Regions from separate parts of the Homo sapiens genome. Here region 1 is linked to region 2. A link is a contact called in ENCODE Hi-C or POLR2A ChIA-PET data. All regions are on one chromosome and are shown on one strand. Each heading gives the region's core, a stretch centred on a gene start or an enhancer-like site at or near the end of the contact. The rest is flanking DNA. Distances are from core to core; before and after follow the strand shown. Region 1 overlaps POC1A (POC1 centriolar protein A). Region 2 holds the start of ALAS1 (5'-aminolevulinate synthase 1).

Region 1 (3,492 bases), core at 650-3,149, 90 kb before region 2:
TTTCACCTGTGTTGCTCGCAGGCCTTGGGCATGTAGGAGATGCTGTATGCACAAACCAAGACTCTGTTCTCCTCACCCAGGCCCATGGCAAGATGGAGGACCTGCCCCAGGGCTGTGATGGCCACTCCTGGGCTTGACCCCCATCAATCTGCTGACTCCCCAGCCTCTCTCTGCAAGCATTTCCAAGAATTTTCCCCCACACAAAGGGGTGATTTTTCAAAACAGTGAAAGGATTGCCTTGATAGGCAAGAAATGGCAAGTTATTTGGTGTCCGACATGCCCCCAGGAGGAAGAAGTTGATCTGAGAGGTCTATCTTACTGAAGTGACACACAGAGGTGAGGGAAGCCAGGAAGAAGAGAGCGAGATGAAGCAGGGAGGTGACGGCTAAGTAACTTCAAACCAGTAGAGGCAGTGAGGAAGCAGCAAGAACATGCCTTGGCATGTGCGGTTCCTTCCCTGGAAGGGTTCAGAGCGGGCTGGAAAACAACCCCAGCCTTTAGAAGCTGGAGCCCTCCAGGTCATCACACTTGTTACAGTGAGAAATGCACACAAGGGTGTGGGGCAGCAAGGTGGAGCCGGTTTTAGGAACACAGAGGGGGAGGACTGCATGGTGGAGGCTAGGAAGCCTCAGGAGGAAGCAGGTCCATCCTGGGCCAGGCCCACACTCCTGCTGAGTCTGTTCTGGAGTTCCTGGAGCAGATGCACCTCTGGAGCATCCTCAGAAACCACCACACAGGCAAGCAGGCAACCCGCCCTGCCCAACACCTGTGTGGGAGCATTCTCTCTCAACACACACCCGCTTCCTTGAGGGCGGCTCTGGTTCAGTTCAGCTCCACGTACACTCCCAAGGGCTCACTACGAGCTGGTGCTGAGTATCTTAGGGTTACCTACCCAATACCTGGAGACAAAAATGCCTACCCTCCCACAGCACATACCTGAACCGAGGTACCCTGGTAGGGAGATCAAGGATTCCGATAAAGCCCAAGTGCTGACTGTAGATTTCTTTTATATTAAACTGCTTTGAACTAATTTTAGAATTGGAGAAAAGTTGCAAAAAATAGTACAGAGAATTTCCATATATCCCTCTGCCAGTGTTAATGTCTTACACAACCATAGGACAATGATCAGACCAGGAAACTAACACTGTGACAATACCAATAACCAAAATAGGGACCCCATTTGAACTTTACCAGTTTTTCTACTAATGTGCTTAGATCCTGATGTTCCAGAATCCTACCGATGCATTTATTATGTATTTAGCCTCCTCCCATCTGTGTCAGTTCCTTAGTCCTCCCTTGTCTTTCATGACCTTGACACTTCTGAAGAATATTGATCAGTTATTTTATCAAATGTTCCCTGACTTGGGTTTTATCATTAGATTCAGGTTATAAATACTGGACACCACCAGAAAAGTGATGTGCACAGTAACACAGGGTTCACATGGAAGGGCTTATTACAGGGAATGTTGACCTTGATCAATGGTGACACTGACCTCTCTGCCAGGTTTCTACAATGCAAAGTTACTATCTTTCCTGTGTAGTTAATTTTTGGGGACTGTGGATTTTTGAAAGGGAATGTGTTGCTGTCATTACAAACTCTGTGTGTCAGCTCCACTTGCAGCTGCCCCACAGATGAGGCATCTAATGAAGACGAGCGGCAGAGCCGACATCTCTGGGAGACGCCACAGCTCTCAGTGACAAAGAGGAACAGTAGCGGTTTATTTATAGATCCACTTGAAGACAGCTCATTGTAACTACTGGAGTTGAATTTTTAAAACCTCGGAACAAAGGCTGGCTATTTTAAACTCTCCTTGCACTTAGTTCAATGGAGAGTGTTAGAGCCACCGACCACACCCCAGGCATCACTCCCAAGCTCCGTAATTCATACTTTGTGCAGCATCACAGGACACGAGCAAAGCCTGCCAAGATAGATAACCAGGACTGGCTCTACCCAACCCGCAAAAGCAGCAGCCCTCCACCAGAGCCCTCAGAACCACCAGAGCAGATCAGCCAGAGCCCTCCACCAGCAGCCCCACGATTCCCAGGGAGGAGTTGCAGAAGGCTGTGTCCCATGGGGTCAAACAGCCTCTCCTTTCCTGGAAAATGAAGTCGCAGACAGCTGTTATGAACCAAGGTTACATCACGTCTTCCCTTCCCTCCCCCTGCAGGCTTCAAAGACAGCCAGTGCCCCCCAGCGGATGCCTGGCCCAAGATAGCTGGCAGTAGCTAGCCCACCTGTGCCTGACCCACCTCCAGGAAGGAGCGAGGAGCTCACAGTACCAAACTCTCCTGGAGGACATCAGGAGTGTGGTGTGAGCCCAGACGCGCCCCCTTCCCCAAGCCCAAGACAGCTCCAGGCCAAAGCCCCCTCAGCTACTCCGCCTACCAGAACCATGGGTCGGGGAAGGGGGAGCAGAGAACATGGGTTTTCTCAAAGCTTTCCGCATCCTTATTTGAACAATGACACAATGTGGGAAAATGTGAATGTGGACTAGATATCTGATATGAAGGAACTATTAATTTCATTGGATGTGATAAGAGCACTGCTATTATATAACTAAGAAATGGCCTTATTTGGAGTAAAAAATGATATATCTGGGATTTTTAAAACCACTCAAACTCTTCTTTAAAATGTGGGGGAAACAGATGAAATGAGATTAGCAGAATGTTGAAGCTAGGTGAGTGGTACATGGGGTTTGTTACATTATTCTATCTTTTGTGCTAGCTTGAAATTTCCACAATACAAAGGTTTTTGTTTTGTTTTGTTTTGTTTAATTAAAACAAACAAACAAAAAAAAAAACCTTCCTGGTGACTGAAAGGAGCTGCGGAGCTGATCCAAGGCAAGTGGGACTCCAAGAGGAAGCTCAGCCACAGGATCACCTCCACTCTGGTGTCCTGGGATTTGCAAGCATAGGAGGCAGATGACTTTGTCTAAGTCCACGGAACGTTCTGACCAGCCTTTAGCACTGCCACAGAGAAAGCCCCTGATGGCAACGAGTACTCAGCGAATCCTGCAGCAATGTCCGGACCTTCAAAGAAACTAATTGTAAGATAATCTCCATGGAAACCATCTATTCTGATTTTTTTTCCATGGCAACCAATAAGAACATAAACACAAGCACTATCCAACACCCTTACACCACATGGCAATGCTGCTGTCCAATCTGGAAAATATAAACCACAAAGGGTTTTTTTCCATTTAAAATGAAAAGAAGTTCTGAAACTTCTAATCTAGGCATGCAGACTCTACCACCCTCTGTTGCCCTGCCACTGCCCACACCACCCCATGTCATCTGCCCCCCAAAACTGACAAATAAGGCCAGAAGGTAGCTTCCTTCTTTTAGTCTGAGACCATCAAAAATGCCAAAAGGAAAGACAGCCCGCCTCTAGCCTCACACACTCAACTTATGCTGCCCACAGACGTGAGAATGCTTTGACTTCCTGAGCATTTTTTATGTGTCAGACACATACTGAGCACCATGGCAAGAGCA
Region 2 (3,697 bases), core at 735-3,234:
GAAACTCCCAGAGGGCTAGGGACTGGCTGGTTTAAACAATAAGCCTCTGAAATACAGGACTTCACCTGACCCTCCTGCCAGCCACAAGTGGCAGGGCGGGAGAGCTTTACAAATCAGGAAACCAAGCCTTGAAGAGGTTGTGGCCTGCCCAAGTCTATGGCCAAGTAAGATTCAGAGCTGGGTTTGAAACCCATGCCCAACTCCACTATCCAGTTCTTTCTGCTTTGGCTTTGGCTCTGATCACCCCCAAAAAAACCCTATGAGGGCCAGGCGCAGTGGCTCAAGCCTATAATCCCAGAACTTTGGGAAGCTGAGGGTGATCACTTGAGGTCAGGAGTTCAAGACCAGCCTGGCCATCATGGTGAAACCCCATCTCTACTAAAAATACAAAAATTAGCTGGGCGTGGTGGTGTAATCCCAGCTGCTCAGGAGGCTGAGGCAGAAGAATCGCTTGAACCTGGGAGGCAGAGGTTGCAGTGAGCCGAGATTGTGCCACTGCACTCCGGCCTGGGCAACAGAGGGAGACTCTGTCTCAAACAAACAAACAAAATAACAACAACAACAAAAACAACCTGTGAGGCAGGCATTTCAGGGATTATGATCCTATTGCCCAGATAAGGAAAGCAAGGCCCAAAGATGAGCAAAGCACTCAATATCATCCTTATTCTGTTCCCACTTCCAGCTGCACTTGGGTCCAAGTCCAAGTGCTGACCTTTTCTCTCTCATCTTCTCTGGGTGATGGGCACTGCCCAGGATCTCTTGGCTGAATGGCACAGAACTGGGTCTCGAGCTCTCAGACCAAAGCCCTCATCCTGGACTGGTCCCACTGCCACTCTGAACCCAGGTGCCTCCTCTGAAGGTGGAGACTCACCTCACCTGCCTTGCAGCCAGCTGGGTGCTCAGAGACAGAAATGCAAAGTACCTGGACACACCCTGGTCACCATCATTCTGGACTTTGTCCCTCTTGTTAATGCTCAGCTGGGAAAGGAATACCCTCAAAGGCCCTTTCCTCAAGAATGGAGGAGAGTACCTCTGAGCCTGGCACAGGCCCAGCCCAACACAGCCCAAGCCAAGCTGGGAAGGGTGTGGGGCAAGGAAGCCAGACTGACATTCCTGAGACGGGTTTGCCAAGCCCTACACTTTATGTGTTGTACCCGGGAAACTCAATGGAGGTATGGCCCAACGCTGACCTTTGGCATGGAGGCCTAAGCCACCCTGCTGGTGCCCAGGGTGGCCAGCAAGGGGCTTCAGACAACCCTGGATGGAAAATAAAAATAGTGGCTAATATTTGTTACACGCTAACTATTGTCAGGCCCTGTGCCTTCCCCTCCTCCCCAAGTGCTCAGAGCTGTGGAGTGGATGGGTTCCACCCTAGCCCTGTTCCTCTGTCCCCTCTGGATCATCTTAGACCAGAAAGTGCCACAGCTGAGTGTCCCGCTTCTTCCGCATCCTGCCAGGACCACTCCATTTGTGGGCGATATAGCCAGCTCCACCTCCTCCGGGAAGCCCTTGTTCACAGTTTCCAAAGCAAGCCGCAGGCGGGATGGATCCTGCTTAACACCCCGGCCCAGAACCCCTTGGATCTCCTTCTTCCTCCATGTCCAAGACACCCAGCTTAACAACCCTGTAGCCCCCAACTTGGCCCTAGCGGCACCTCGCCTCGACCTTGCCATTTTATACTCAATTGGGGCGTAGGGTTCTGAAGCCCAGGGTAGTTGGTGGGGAGGCAGCACGAGGGTGCAGGATGAGGTCGGGAAAAGAGACCTCGTCCGCCCACCGCCTAGCGCTTCCTCCTCCCTGCAGGCGAGCCGGGGAATCCCCGGCAGCACCGATATCCGCAGAGCCCAAGAAGTGGGCCTCTCTGCCCCGCCCCCCCGGCTCGCCGAGGGCTACGCGGCGCGCCTGCGCAGAAGAAGGCAGCGCCCAAGGCGCATGCGCAGCGGTCACTCCCGCTGTATATTAAGGCGCCGGCGATCGCGGCCTGAGGCTGCTCCCGGACAAGGGCAACGAGCGTTTCGTTTGGACTTCTCGACTTGAGTGCCCGCCTCCTTCGCCGCCGCCTCTGCAGTCCTCAGCGCAGGTGAGGGCCCGCGCGGTAGGTGCGGCGCCGGCCGAGGAAGCCCCGGGGTGTCCTGCCAGCCGTGGCACCGCTGCCCCGGGTGCTGGGACCCCATCCCCCACTGTCCCAGTCACCCGCCGCCTTGAGGTCAGCGTTTATCCTCCAGATCTTTTGCCTAGACGGCCGCCTCAGTTTCCCCCTTTCGGCCCCTTCCGGCTATTCCCGGTTGAACCCGCCGCTTTAGAATTCCCTTCTCATACCCCTCCCGTCATTCTCGAGACCTCGACCGCGGGTCACCTCTGACCCCCACTGCCGGAGGACTGCCTTCTTTCTCCAGACTCAACTCCCTCGACTTTATAAGCCCCTGCGCGTCCCCAGTGAGGCCCAAGGCGCTGGCCCTCATACCCCTACCCTCATTTGTGCCCCTCCTTTCTCAGTTATGCCCAGTTCTTCCCGCTGTGGGGACACGACCACGGAGGAATCCTTGCTTCAGGGACTCGGGACCCTGCTGGACCCCTTCCTCGGGTTTAGGGGATGTGGGGACCAGGAGAAAGTCAGGATCCCTAAGAGTCTTCCCTGCCTGGATGGATGAGTGGCTTCTTCTCCACCTAGATGTAAGCCAAGATGTCTTATCTGCACTGTGCATCTCCCTAAGAAACCTCTGGCCTCCCAAACCTGTTCTTGACCTTTCCCTCATCCTTCCGCCCCCTTGATTATGTACTGTCAGTATTCATTTGGTGAAGTTGCTTTGCAGGTGCCTTTGTGTAGCGCTGGAGAATGAAGAAGTTGGTGACCCGGGTAAAGTGTGGTCACCATTCCTTAGCTCACATCAGTGCTGTCCTTAGGCATTTTTGAGGGAGAAGTGTTAGTATTCCAGGGTACCCTTTATATAAACTGCGGTTGACACCTGAATCCAGTGAGCTTGCAGTGATATTTGCCTGATTATTAACAACTGTTGATGTCACTCTTCATCAGTCTTTCCACAGGAGCCAGCATACTTCCTGAACATGGAGAGTGTTGTTCGCCGCTGCCCATTCTTATCCCGAGTCCCCCAGGCCTTTCTGCAGAAAGCAGGCAAATCTCTGTTGTTCTATGCCCAAAACTGCCCCAAGATGATGGAAGTTGGGGCCAAGCCAGCCCCTCGGGCATTGTCCACTGCAGCAGTACACTACCAACAGATCAAAGAAACCCCTCCGGCCAGTGAGAGTAAGTGTCATTGACAATGAAGGAGCAGGTATGGGTGTTTGTGCTCATTGGTAGACTAGAAGCAGTCCCCACAGTGGTGGTGAGGGTCACACTCACTCACAGAGGGCTGCTATGTGCAGGCTGGGCTCTGAGCACAGATTATCTCATATGATTGTCCCCCCAAGGGTAGGCACTTTTAGCTTTTCCATCTTTAAAGGTGAAACAGTGGCCAGTGTTGCACATTACAGGTTTTTGGATTGCACGTTAGTGTCTATAGGGGTTTTAGTGTTTCCTCAGTGCCTCGTTCACATAAATATTAAATTGGAATGTTCTAATTTCCCTCATTAAACATTTAGCCTTCTAATTTCCCTCATTAAACATTTGGCCTTCGGCTTTTTATTTATTTAATTTTTCTTTTTTGAGACTGAGTCTTGCTCTGTCGCCCAGGTTGGA

What was found. Hi-C counts contacts between places; a loop is a spot of excess contacts on that map. ChIA-PET counts read pairs that join two places held with the same protein, here RNA polymerase II (POLR2A).
Region 1: a loop to region 2 is called in a map of endothelial cell of hepatic sinusoid, with 9 times the contacts of the local background. The contact joins the enhancer-like site here to the promoter of ALAS1 in region 2. A Hi-C loop is called at or near these places in 1 of 168 maps with a recorded cell type or tissue (endothelial cell of hepatic sinusoid). POLR2A ChIA-PET finds 5 or more read pairs at or near these places in 1 of 52 experiments (PC-9).

Annotation. Positions count from the first base shown.
Region 1 is chr3:52,106,707-52,110,198 of GRCh38, forward strand. All of the region lies in intron 9 of POC1A (POC1 centriolar protein A), which reads right to left. Among named protein-coding and RNA genes, the nearest start is that of LINC00696, 43 kb to the left of the region's middle. Within about 2 kb of position 1,900, at least 7 of the 41 ENCODE cell types and tissues checked have a DNase peak (open chromatin) inside an H3K27ac peak, as active enhancers do.
Region 2 is chr3:52,196,176-52,199,872 of GRCh38, forward strand. It overlaps ALAS1 (5'-aminolevulinate synthase 1), which reads left to right and starts at 1,985. Exons shown (of 12, transcript NM_000688.6): 1 at 1,985-2,080; 2 at 2,497-2,673; 3 at 3,035-3,265. The coding sequence starts at 3,067. RefSeq lists enhancers at 1,527-1,596, 1,607-1,826 and silencers at 1,967-2,036, 2,147-2,226.